Regions from separate parts of the Homo sapiens genome. Here regions 2, 3 and 4 are each linked to region 1. Evidence: chromatin contacts called from ENCODE Hi-C or POLR2A ChIA-PET data. All regions are on one chromosome and are shown on one strand. Each heading gives the region's core, a stretch centred on a gene start or an enhancer-like site at or near the end of the contact. The rest is flanking DNA. Distances are from core to core; before and after follow the strand shown. Region 1 holds the start of SIPA1L2 (signal induced proliferation associated 1 like 2). Region 2 holds the start of DISC2 (disrupted in schizophrenia 2). Region 3 holds the start of DISC1-IT1 (DISC1 intronic transcript 1). Region 4 overlaps DISC1 (DISC1 scaffold protein).

Evidence for each region. A loop is a pair of places that touch in the nucleus more often than their neighbours do. ChIA-PET counts read pairs that join two places held with the same protein, here RNA polymerase II (POLR2A). Pooled maps may share reads with other maps.
Region 2: a pooled map shows a loop between it and region 1 (3-fold over the local background). The contact joins the promoter of DISC2 here to the promoter of SIPA1L2 in region 1. A Hi-C loop is called at or near these places in 1 of 168 maps with a recorded cell type or tissue (mammary epithelial cell) and 1 of 50 pooled maps. POLR2A ChIA-PET finds 5 or more read pairs at or near these places in 1 of 52 experiments (MCF 10A).
Region 3: a map of endothelial cell of umbilical vein shows a loop between it and region 1 (7-fold over the local background). The contact joins the promoter of DISC1-IT1 here to the promoter of SIPA1L2 in region 1. A Hi-C loop is called at or near these places in 8 of 168 maps with a recorded cell type or tissue (Right ventricle myocardium inferior, cardiac septum, endothelial cell of umbilical vein and 3 more) and 12 of 50 pooled maps. POLR2A ChIA-PET finds 5 or more read pairs at or near these places in 2 of 52 experiments (MCF 10A and activated naive CD4-positive, alpha-beta T cell).
Region 4: a loop to region 1 is called in a map of endothelial cell of umbilical vein, with 7 times the contacts of the local background. The contact joins the enhancer-like site here to the promoter of SIPA1L2 in region 1. A Hi-C loop is called at or near these places in 4 of 168 maps with a recorded cell type or tissue (IMR-90, PC-3, endothelial cell of umbilical vein and 1 more) and 9 of 50 pooled maps.

Annotation. Positions count from the first base shown.
Region 1 is chr1:232,628,710-232,631,612 of GRCh38, reverse strand. It overlaps SIPA1L2 (signal induced proliferation associated 1 like 2), which reads left to right and starts at 1,480. Exons shown (of 23, transcript NM_020808.5): 1 at 1,480-1,744. It overlaps LOC124904551 (a long non-coding RNA gene), which reads right to left and starts at 1,031. Exons shown (of 2, transcript XR_007066943.1): 1 at 177-1,031. RefSeq lists silencers at 1,063-1,542, 1,603-1,702.
Region 2 is chr1:231,817,047-231,819,949 of GRCh38, reverse strand. DISC2 (disrupted in schizophrenia 2) reads left to right here and starts at 1,433. Exons shown (of 1, transcript NR_002227.2): 1 at 1,433-2,903. DISC1 (DISC1 scaffold protein) reads right to left here. Exons shown (of 13, transcript NM_018662.3): 9 at 1,433-1,621. It overlaps TSNAX-DISC1 (TSNAX-DISC1 readthrough (NMD candidate)), which reads right to left. Exons shown (of 16, transcript NR_028393.1): 12 at 1,433-1,621. The region is part of intron 2 of LOC105373170 (a long non-coding RNA gene); the gene reads left to right.
Region 3 is chr1:231,924,304-231,927,206 of GRCh38, reverse strand. DISC1-IT1 (DISC1 intronic transcript 1) reads right to left here and starts at 1,373. Exons shown (of 4, transcript NR_126441.1): 1 at 1,257-1,373. The region is part of intron 9 of DISC1 (DISC1 scaffold protein); the gene reads right to left. The region is part of intron 12 of TSNAX-DISC1 (TSNAX-DISC1 readthrough (NMD candidate)); the gene reads right to left.
Region 4 is chr1:232,011,366-232,014,268 of GRCh38, reverse strand. The region is part of intron 11 of DISC1 (DISC1 scaffold protein); the gene reads right to left. All of the region lies in intron 14 of TSNAX-DISC1 (TSNAX-DISC1 readthrough (NMD candidate)), which reads right to left. Among named protein-coding and RNA genes, the nearest start is that of DISC1-IT1, 87 kb to the right of the region's middle. Within about 2 kb of position 1,413, at least 11 of the 41 ENCODE cell types and tissues checked have a DNase peak (open chromatin) inside an H3K27ac peak, as active enhancers do; they include endothelial cell of umbilical vein, where a contact is called at or near this core.

The DNA.
Region 1 (2,903 bases), core at 231-2,730:
CAAAACCTGGAGTGCTCAGGAATTGTATTATGTCACAGGATTGCTTCTTGACCTGTTTAGTTATATCTAATCCCACAGATTATACCTATAATTTAAAAAGATACGAAAGATTGTATAATGTGTACATGCTTCAGATCACAGAGAAATATAGTGTGGGAAGGACCGCCTCTATTTACCTTTTAACAGGGCTGTGTTCTAGGAAGTGTTTGTGATAGGGAAGTAGAGATAACACTTTTTCTTCAGGAAGAAGTCTGACTCTAGAAGGGGAGAAACTGAAAGCCCCAATCCAGTCTCAGGGAACCCAGCTCAAAACTCTGACAAAAAAGCCTGCTCAGGAAATTCTACGGTGTGGCTGGAAGGTAAGTTAGAGGCTGCCTCCACCTGCTTTATTATTCCTGCGTATAGATGACTGTTGCTGTCCATTTAGGCAGAGTCAATTCCAGTCTAGCTTAAAAGATTCTTCTGAGACCCTTTAATCTTTCAGCATCTAATTCAAATGTCAAGCAATTTACAATAATAGTTTCAAATAATGCTTCCTCACAGGTGAGTCAACATTTCTAAGAAAGCAGAAAAGTTGGGTATAAAAAGTTCAATTCTTCCTCGTCGGAAAAAAGATGCAAGACATTTCTACCGTGGGCTGAGCGCTGCCTGGAGGGCAGGGAGGAAGGGGTGAGCGGACCGCGCTGGGATGTGGGTGCCTGGAACTGCCAATCTCTCCGTTTTCCCCTTGGCTCCTAAAGGTCTCTTAGCAGCATTTCCTGCACGCTGGCACCCCCTGTCCTCCTAACGTTTTACTGCCTGCGTGTTTCTCTGTGCTTCCCCACCCTCCGACCCACAGGGCCCGGGGCGCCCTCCGGGGGCCGGCACACAGCAGGGTCTCGCTTCCTCGCGCTGTCTTCTTCAGATGGGATCACTTCGACTTGCGGCCGTTTGGGCGTTCGCGGGGCCTCGGCGATTCTGTGGCGTCCTGGGCTGTGTATGTAGCCCCAGCGGCCGAGGCTCACGGATCCGACCGCCCGGCCGCCGCGTCTGTCCCAAGTTGGGAGACGGGAGGGCCGGGTGGGGTCGCGCCTGCGCCAGGGGGCGGCTCAGAACCAGACTCGCGGTTTTTAACTTATTCCTCAGAGGGGCGAAAGCGAGTCTCGACAAGGACGGCGACGGCTCTCTAGAAGCCGGGGTCCAGGTAGGCTGCCCGGCCCTCGAGCTCGCCCAGCGCCGCTCATGATGCGCCCCGCAGCCCCCTCCCCAAGAAGGGCGTCCGGGCCCCTCCTGGACGCGCAGCTCCCGCGCGCCGCGGGGCCTGGGAACAGCGCACCGGCTGCGCCCGGAGCCGGGCGGACGGTGAGACTGACGGCGTCCGCGCCCAATCGTGGGGCGGGGCCGAGGGGGCCTGCAGGCAGCGACCAATGGGAGCCCGCAGAGCGGGCGGGGGGCGGTGCCGCTGGGCGGGCGGGCGGTGGCATCGGGAGCCGGCGCGGCAGACTGGGAGCCCGGGAGGAGCTGGCGGAGCGAGAGGAGGAGGAGGACGGAGGAGGAGCACCGCGCCCCCGCCGGCCGCCCGAGCGCAGGCCGAGAGCTCCAGCCGCAGCCAGCGGGTCCGGGCCGCCTCCGCCGGAGCCCGGCGCGGGGAGAGTCCGGGCCGATGGGCAGCCCCGGGCAGCGGCGGGCGGCGAGGCGGCAGCCCGGGTACGCGCCGCCCGGCGCGCACAGGCTGTAGCAGGTTCCGGCGGACGGCGTTGCGAAGGTTCGTGTCGGGGAATCCGACGGGCAGCGTGGCGAGGGTCGGTTCGGGATGCCTGCGGCCAGGCGGGGACTGTCCCGAAGGGGAAGGGGATGCCCTTCGGGGCGCTTTGGGGGGCTGACGGCGGCGAGGGGTGCGAGGGGCGCGGGGGTGCGAGGGTCGCGGCGCAGGGTCCGGCTTGTAGACGCAGATGCGCCCGCGCTCCCGATCCCCGGCTGGAAGAGGAGCCGCCGCCGCCTGTTCTCTCCAAGTTATCGATCGGCTGAAAGGTTATTCCCGTCTCGGCGACACAGGCACTGAGGAGGGTCTTCTCCAGGTGCCCAGAACTTCGCTCTGACTAACGCTCTCTGGAAGGGCTCGCGGTTGCCCGACGCAGCTTCCCCGGCGCGCCTGGCCAGCTGACGCCGAACTTGCTGCGGGGCTAATTCCCCTTCTAGAGGGGGTGCGCCCGGAGCGCGCGCCCTCACCGGGACGGATCCCTCTTTGTAAGACCGGGAGCCTCCGGCGAGCGCTCTTCTCACTCACCGCGACCTTTCTTCCCACTTTGCCAGCTCCTGGGCCTCTCCGGGTCTTCCCGTGTCAGTGAGGGTAGTTTGCCCACGTCCTGGGAATATCCCTGGGAACACCTACAGATTAATTTTCAGCCGTGCCGCAAACCCAAAGAATCAATTTCGGCTCATCATCTGCAAGAGAGAGCCGAGGCTTCTCGGAAAGAGAGAACAACTTGGCATTACCCCTGTGGGAGATATTTGTCATCATTAACCTGCTTGAGTTAAATTAATTCAGCCCAAGATGACTCTGGCCTGAGTATTGGAAAAAATCAAGTGCATTGGTTACGGAATTGTGCTCACCAAAACATGATTTTGGTCAAAACAAAATTGTAGACATTTTGGATTTTGGTTAGATTGAGACTGGGTTTTGACAAGGATGGCTTTTTTTTAAAAAAAACAAGGAAAAAAACCCTCAAAGAATCTTGGTGATTCTCATGTCTTTGCCCAGTAAGTTCAAAATAGTCGCACAGATTTTTCTTTTCTTTGCCTCTTTTGTCTGCAGTCTCCATTCTAAACGTTAACACTAGATGGCTTTCTTATGACAGACATTTAGTAAACTGCCCATTTGAGTCGCGTTTGTGTGCAGCCTAGGTTGTAATTTTTCTAGTGTT
Region 2 (2,903 bases), core at 184-2,683, 810 kb after region 1:
TTTTTTTAAAAAGAGATATTAATGGCTTTCAGGGGCTCAACTATTCAAATGAAAATATTGCTGGACTAAATTTGCTCAAATTTGTTCACTTCCTCTTCATTCTTGGATATAATATATTCTTCATTTTATGACAAAAAACTATGTGGTGAAAACATGAGAAATTCCGTAGTTTCCATCGTTTATACATTTAAAAAATCAATAGCAGAAACCTATTTCAAATGTACAATCCTCATTCCTATCATGACAGAGTAAACCAGGCTGCGGTGTCTTGGGTGAGCGTGTTGTCATTCCCTAGTACTACAGTTATTTAGCCTCAAACGTACTGTCTCTAGTTACATATACGGCAAAAACAAGGCTTGACCTTTAAGAATGAAAAGAAAAAAAGATAAGTACTGAGCTGTTAAGCCAACTTAAGGGTATTCATTACAAAGAAGACAGAATAACTACTGAACATACTCTTTGATTCTAATATCTCTATGAAGAAACCTCTCTCTACACAAATTGATAGACATTTTAAAAGAAAATTTATTCATCCCAAATTGATGCACTTAACTTCAGCTAGCTGATTTTATATTTCTCAATCTAGCTTATAAATACTACTCTTCATTTACTTCAATTTACGGAGTATTTACAAAAGCCCTATTTCAAATCTGGTTCCTATCAGCCCCGTTTTTTCTTATTTCTTCTTAAATAAGCATACTTTGTAAAATATAGCCATTTATTCATATATATATTTCTTTCATTTGTTTTAGTAAATGACATTTATTTAGGAACCATTTTTTAAGAAATAAGTTTTTACCATCTCAATTTGCACTGAACCAGCGTCTTCTGAGACCATCCCTCTGGGTGCAAATCTCAGAGTAAGCTCAGTTACTCCTAACGACTGGAAAAGGAAAGAACACAGGAACACTTGAACTCCTCTGACAAGCAGACACTTTGGCTAAGGCGGCATTCACATCTTCTACATCATCCTTCCTGGGGAAAGAAGCTCTCAGAAAAGTCCACACATAGAAGAGCCACTTTATGGTCTTCCCTCAATTTTCTCAGATCAGCCTGATTTAGTCTATGATTGTGCAGACAAGGAGACGGAGCCAAGGGACAAAAGGAAGATAATTGTCACACAAAGAAAATGCTCAAGACCTTGCCAAGGGAGAGACTGCTCTAAATAATAACAAGGCTATTAGCAAACACAGGTTGAGACAGGGAACAGAAAAAGAAAAGATGTCACATGTGAATATGAAAACAAAAGCTGACAAGTAATTCCATTCGGTTTGCCAAGGCACCTGCCAAAAATGTCCCCAAGGAAAAGGGCCATGTGCTCCATGACGCTCTTCACAGTGACGTTCACATAAGGCACAGAACATTCTGCCTGGCCACAAAACACAACAAATATCATCAATATCTTGCCGGGGAACAGTTGTGCACTACCTACCATAGGCAGTCTCCTGGTGCTCCACTTCTCTTCTCAGTCTGTTGTAATCTTCTTTAACACTTCCCAGCTTTTTGACATTCCTGGAACTCAACACCAACAGCTTGCTGAGGAGTCCCTCCAGCCCTTCTCTCTCTGATGTTAATGATCTAATCTCCTCGGTGAGGTCTTTAGCCGTCCAGAAATGGTTTCCTACAGCACGTTGTGGGAGAGAAGAAGGGAAAACAAGCTTTACAGCATCCACACACATGGAAGATCTAGCAGCAGCTAATGTACATTCACAGCATGGGCAAAGAAACTGCACTTTGAGATTATGTACAATTTCCTTAGCAGTCCTCTGGGGAAAGAACCTGGAAAAATATTGCTCTCCTTAAACTGGAAAAATCACCGTCTTTTTTATCACCTTATTCTTGTTATGTCCATTTTAGGAGTTCCATTGGTGAAGCCATCTCCCGTAAAGTATGATGACCCAAAAATGTCCCAGTGGAATCCAGAGAAACCACAATGTGTCACTCCATTCCAATAATATACAAATGTCAAAGAGATGACATATTATAGCAGTGTGGAAGGGGACTGGGCCATATAATCAGAGTTGACCTAAATTAAATTCCTCCCCTGTTACTCAAACTGTGTGACCTGGAGCAAGAAAATTAGCACATCTGGGGCAAATTTCTTATAAAATATAATTGCAATAACACCTGACTCATAGGTAGTTACAAGAATAAACAAGAAATTCTGTAAAGCACTGAGAAAAATATATGATAAATTAAATGTAGCAAGATTGCAGGATACAAGGTCAATGTACAAACATCAATCTTATGTCTAAATAACAAAAAACTAGAAGATGATTTTTTAAAAAATACAATTTACAAAATATTTTAAATCTCATAATACTGAGGGATACTTTCTTTAAATATGTGCAAGAGCTCTACAGTGAAAACTATTTTTCAAAAACTGCTGAGACAAATTAAAGACAAATAATTTAAAAGATACACTGTATACATACACTGGAAGTTCAATATTGGTAAGATTTCAATTTTCCCCACATTGATTCATTGATTTAATATAATTCCAATCAAAATGTTATGAGGTTCTTTTGTAGAAATTTATGTGCTTATTCTAAAACGTCTAAGAGTGAGCTGGGCATGGTGGCTCACACCTGTAATCCCAGCATTTTGGGAGGCCGAGGTGGTGGGTCCCTTGAGGTCAGGTGTTCAAGACCAGCCTGGCCAACATGGCGAAACCCTATCTCTACTAAAAATATAAAAATTAATCTGGCACAGTGGTAAGCACCTGTAATCCCAGCTACTCAAGAGGCTGAGGCAGGAGAATCACTTAAACCCAGGAGGTGTAGGTTGCAGCGAGCTGAGATCCTGCCACTGCACTCCAGCTTGAGCAACAGAGTGAGACTTCATATCTAAACAAATAAAATCTAGAAGAATGAGCCCATGAGTTTGAGGCTGTAGTGCACTAT
Region 3 (2,903 bases), core at 124-2,623, 700 kb after region 1:
GGGGTGGAAACCCAAACAGGGAATGAGAATGCTGAGCCTCTCCATCCTCTGTGACTCAAAGAAAAAGGGATTCGCCTTTCTAGTTGGAGAGCAACTAGTTGGAAGGACAATCCCTATACTATCACCATCCCCAAAGGCTTTGTGAGTGGGTTACAGAAAAGCACTGCAGCCAAAACTCTCACCACAGTGAAAGCCACGGTACCTAGAAAGCATCATTGGACTATCTGGAATTCTAAGTAAAAATTCCAGGAGGCCAATAGCCTTCTGAGAAAAATACATGAAGTGATGAAGACAATGCTTCCTCCCCTTGGGAAAATCTCATTCCTCAAATCTGGCCTTCCTTAAAGGAGGTCACAAAGGGAGCATGAGAAGTGAATTCACATTTGAGCCCTCTCTCCACCTAAGCTTTTAGTCCTTAGATTTAGTGGAGGAATAAATCTCTGCCCTTGCCTTTAAATTCAAGGAGCTTCCCTTCTCTTTTGTTCCCTGAGCTTGTCTTCTATTGCTTGTAAAAGTGCTATTACTGCCTCATCCTCCCTTTCAGGCTGATCTATTAATATCTGGACTCAAAGTAGCCACTGAAAATGTCAATTCATCCCTGTAGTGGATCAGGTACAGATATGACAGCCTGGGACCAGTCACCAAGTTTATAGAAATGGTGAGTCACAACAGCTACATCTCTAGATCCAAATGTCCTGTGCCTTAAGTACAGCAAGTTGTTCTGGTGAAAGAATGCACAATGAAGACAGGCTTCTGGGAAGAGCCTTTGTTCCTGCCATAACTGACGTTGCAATACTTGATCTGGCATTGTGAGTCTTCCTTTCCAGAATTTTGTATATTATACAAAATATTACACATGGATAACACACTAGTTTTTTTTACGTAAACCCACTTTTGATAGGGTTTTGAACTGTAGACACTCTATTGATCCCAAAGGTATTAATTTGCTTATTCCATAATAAGCTTTCTGTTCTCTTAAGTCTATCCACAAATGGGATATGTAGAAGAGCTTTTACTTTTTCACCAAGTTCATTTTCAGTACGTTAACTGAGAGCAACAATCTTGGGTTGAAAATATTCATAGAAATGGAATAACTAATTCTCTTCAGGAACACATAGTTCCATGCTGATAATCACCACAGTGGCAGCCAATTGCTAGCACTGAGTGTTTATTATGGGTGAGATATGGAATTAGTTGCCTAATGCTGCTATGACAAAGTATCGAAAACTGGGTGGCTTAAAACTACAGAAACTTACTCCGTCATTGTCCCAGCAGCCAGAAATCCAAAGTCAAGGTGTTAGTCCAGTGGGTTCCTTCTGAGGCTCTGAGGGAGAATCTTTTCCGTGCCTCTCTCCCAGCTTCTGGTGGTTGTCAGCAACCCGTAGCATGCCTTGGCTTGAGATGCCTCACTACTGTCTCCGCCTCCATCTTCATATGTCATTCCCCTCTGTGTGTCTGTGTCTCATATCTCCCACTCCTTTCTCATAAAAAATACTAATCATTGGATTTCAGGGCCCATCCTAAATCAAGGATGATCTTATCTCAAGATCCATAAATCTGCAAAGATCTTATAATCCAAGAATGGTCACATTCACAGGTATCAGGGGTTAGGATTTGGACTTATCATTGGTGGGGATACAATTTACCCCATTACAGGCTTAATAGGAGGCATGTTACATGTGTTGTCACCAGTGGAGGGGAAGCTCTGAGGTCATCTTGTCCCACACTTTCATGACCTGTGAACATCTGGGTAATATCCCTGGTAGCAGCCATTCAGCTGCACTTGACTCTCTGCAGTACAAGGGAACTCTGAATTCTGTGACAGAAGCCATTCCAGCCCCAGTCCACTCTAGTGGTTCTAAAACCTTCCTGAGTGCACAGCATCACCATGCAGGTGGTAGTTCTGTCATCATCGTCACCGTTTTTCAGATGAAGAAACGAAGGTTTGGAGTCAGATGTGACTTTCTAAGATCATGCAAGCAGTGAGCAAGCCTTGAAATCCTGTGTTCGGGTTGGGGCCCGTATTTTTAACTGTATGCCATTCTGATTTAGCAAGAAGAGGATAGGGGAGCAGCCAAAAGTTTCCAGATGAATTCTTCAGTCCCTCAGTAGCACCATAAACACGAACCTCTAAGTGCAGAATCACCTTGCCACACCCAGTGCAATTTTGCCCTCACCTTATCCATAAGACAAATGCTGGTGCTAGGTCAATAACTGGAACAAAAGAATCATTTAAAAAAAAAAAAAAAAAGGCCGGGCGCAGTGACTCACGCCTGTAATCCCAGCACTTTGGGAGGCCAAGGCAGGCAGATCACGAGGTCAGGAGATCGAGACCAGCCTGGCTAACATGGTGAAACCCCGTCTCTACTAAAAATACAAAAAATTAGCCAGGCATGGTGGCAGGCGCCTGTAATCCCAGCTACTCAGGAGGCTGAGGCAGGAGAATGGCGTGAACCCGGGAGGTGGAGGTTGCAGTGAGCAGAGATCATGCCACTGCACTCCAGCCTGGGCGACAGAGTGAGACTCCATCTCAAAAAAAAAAAAAAAATTGTTGCAAATGTCCATATGTTGCAACATCATGGGCAGTAACTTCACTCTTCAGAATAGCCAGAGAACTCCTATCTCTAAAGGAGAATCAGGATTCTCAGTATCACCGGATCTTTTCTTGCCTTGAATTGTTCACATGACCACATTATCCTCATTTCACCCACACAGATACATTCACACCCACCCCCAACACACTCTGCTGAACATCGCACAAAGGCTTCAATAGATTTTCCAGGAGAAATATTTTTGTCCCGTAACTATGGCACTCATATGTGCCTTCTTTGACAAGAAAGCCCCTTCCACTTCCGGTTCCAACATCATGAACAAACACACAGCCTCCTTTGTATGTACAGCTG
Region 4 (2,903 bases), core at 164-2,663, 620 kb after region 1:
TTTCCAGCTGTCCCAGGGCCAGTAAGTGTCAGAGAAGAGAAAGAATCAGATCTGCACCCATTATGGCTGAAGAGGAAGCACTTTTGCCCAATAAAGACATTTCTAGATATAGAAATCAGTTTAAGACAAGGAGGACAAACATCTTCATTGTGGATCACCTTTTCCAGCTTTTTTTATGTGAAATTGAGTAAAAAGGAATGGAGATATTTATGTTGTGGCTCACAGTATGATACCCCTAAGTGTGACACTTTGGTATGCCTGAGTACTTTGAACCAAAGGAGATTGGAAGGCCTCAGAAGCAAGATCTCTCTGCCTTCTCTTGCCCTCCCCTCTCACACTCCTTTTTCTCCCTGGATGCAAGCCATAGAAACCAGAATTCCTCTTCCTCAAAGCCAGTCTTAGAAACTAGGACTCCTCTCCCTCAAAGCAAACATAAAACCTAGAAAGGTCACTCTCTTCCTTCTCCCTTGAAGGCCCTCCATTTAGAGGAGTCCGGCCCCATACCCAAGAGGAATAAATACTATGCAGAGCGTCCAAGAAGAATCTGAACAGACAGGGCTTGCTGGTCCGCTCACCCCCCAGTCTATAACCATTAGATCATACCCATTTTGTCCAATCACATTCCTTCATAGCTGACTATTCTGCATTAAATCTGAGCATAAAAATAGTTTTTCCTGGGTCTTTGGGTCTTCATTTCTGAAGCCTCCTGTGCCATGTAAAACTCTGATTAAATAAATGTGTTATGTTTTTCTCGTTAACTTGTTTTTGTTATAGGAGTGTTAGCCCTTAATGATGGCTGAGGAAAGGTATCACACCTTTCCACCCGTAAACTTAAAATGCTTTTTGAAGACCTCAATCTGAACAAATGAGGCTACCTGGTTGCGTTGTGTCTTATTGCTAATTCCGTTCACTGCAGCTGTGTTCACACACTGGCTACTCACATACTGCACGCAATGACTCAACATTGCCAGGTCCTCTTTTGGCCTCTTTGGTGAGAGCTACTGGCTCAGAAAGGAAGCAGCTGGGATGAGAAGTCTGGGAGAGTGGTACTGTCCAGGGAGCCCATTATGTAGAAAAAGCAATGGAAACAGAAAGCACCCCGCAGGCTAGGTTGCAGACAGGAAAGAAAAAAATTACGCAGGTATTATGGCCAGAACAGCCCGTACAAAAGAGCCACTTCACAGCGGAGGAAGCCTGGCTCACTGATTTCCCTGGCTCCTGTCTGGCCCCCATTCAATTTCTGTAACATCTACGAACCAGGGCCAACAGCAGCTGATAGTTTCCAGAGTCCTCAGAAAGGCTTGGAGGAGAGCTGTCATGAAACTGGAAAAGAAAAGGGCTCTTACAATTCGAGGAAGTTCATGCTAAGATTGGCACTGAGCCCTGTTGCTGACTTCCTCTGTAACAAAGTCCAAAGCAAATTGCTTCACCTTAATGGGCCCAGCTGTAAAATGGGGGAATGGTGCTCAGCAGCCTGGCAAGGACCGTAGACCCAGGAAGGTGTCGATCAACGACAAAGCCCTTGTGATAACAAAGTATCACCAGAATGCACATCACCACGTTGGCCAGATAAGCACGGGAAAGGCTTTGAAAACTCATCTTCCTGTGGACCTCTATAAGAAGTCAGTAATTTTTCATGGAAGATTTGGGTCAAAAAGAAATTGACTGCCTTCAGGGCATCAAGCTTCAGTAGAGAAACCAGTATAGGATGGTCAGACCCAGCACGGAGTTCTAAAGCAAAACCAACCCAGAGCTGCAAAGCGAATAGACATTTTAGCCACAGGATAAATGCAAAGTACCCAGACTTCAATGGCTCCCGGAAAACACAGGCAGGAAAACAAAAGCACCTTCCTAATGAGGCCCTTGTTATCATTTCCCCATACCTTCTGTAGTCTAAAATCCTGGACCCGAATACAAACGGGAGTTTTCCTTCGTTAAACCTTTCTCTGACTGGGTATCTTCCACTAACTCATTGCTCATGTCTACTTCTTGACAAAAAGTGAGTATATTATACATGTAAAGGAAAATGTAACAATCTCAAGCACCCCCAAACTCCTTATGCAAAAGGGAAAGTTAAGCCTGGAGACTGAGTCATACAAACAAATAGCTGTTGCTAGCATTATGCATGCAAAAAGCATTTTAGAGATGCTTGTGACTGCCAGAAAGAGTGATAGAAACAAAAGTTAACACAAATTAGCCTCTACTAGGTATGCGTCTCTCACTTCGTGATGCATCCTTTTATTTAAATCTTCATCACAGCTTCATGAGATAGTTTTCATTATCCTCTTATGTCGTGGTGGTGTTTTTCTTAACAGATGTGGAGATGCGGCCTGTAAGAGGCCTAACTGAGGATCACGGCAGACTCAGACTCAAGCCTTGTGCTCTTTCCAGCAGGCCACACTGCGTTTTGATAGCCCTGAGACAAAAGCACTGACTCAAACATCTATAGCCCGGTTTTTAAATAGGTAGACATTTAAAAAAACTTTTTAAAATAATTGTTATAAAGTCATACACAGTAAAATTCACTCTTTCTGATGTAAAATTATGGATTTAGACATACACACAGTCACGTAACTACCACCACAATCAAGAGAGAGAATACTTCTATCAACCGCCCCCAACTTCCACGCACCAAATTCCTTCCTGTTGCTCTTGTAATGAGTCCCTTCCCCTTTCCTGGCAACAATTTATCTGTTTTCTGGCCCCATAATTTTGCCGTTCTCAGAAAACATTGTCTTAAAATCCATGGCACTCATGAATTCAGAGAACGGCTGCCCTCTCTGTGAAAATAAATCCAGCACTGCGATACAGGAACAGGGAAATGATACTGAAAGCCAGCAAAAGCTGTAAGGTCCCCTCTAAAGCACCCACTCACCCCCAAGAAAGCAACAAATAAATGTAGG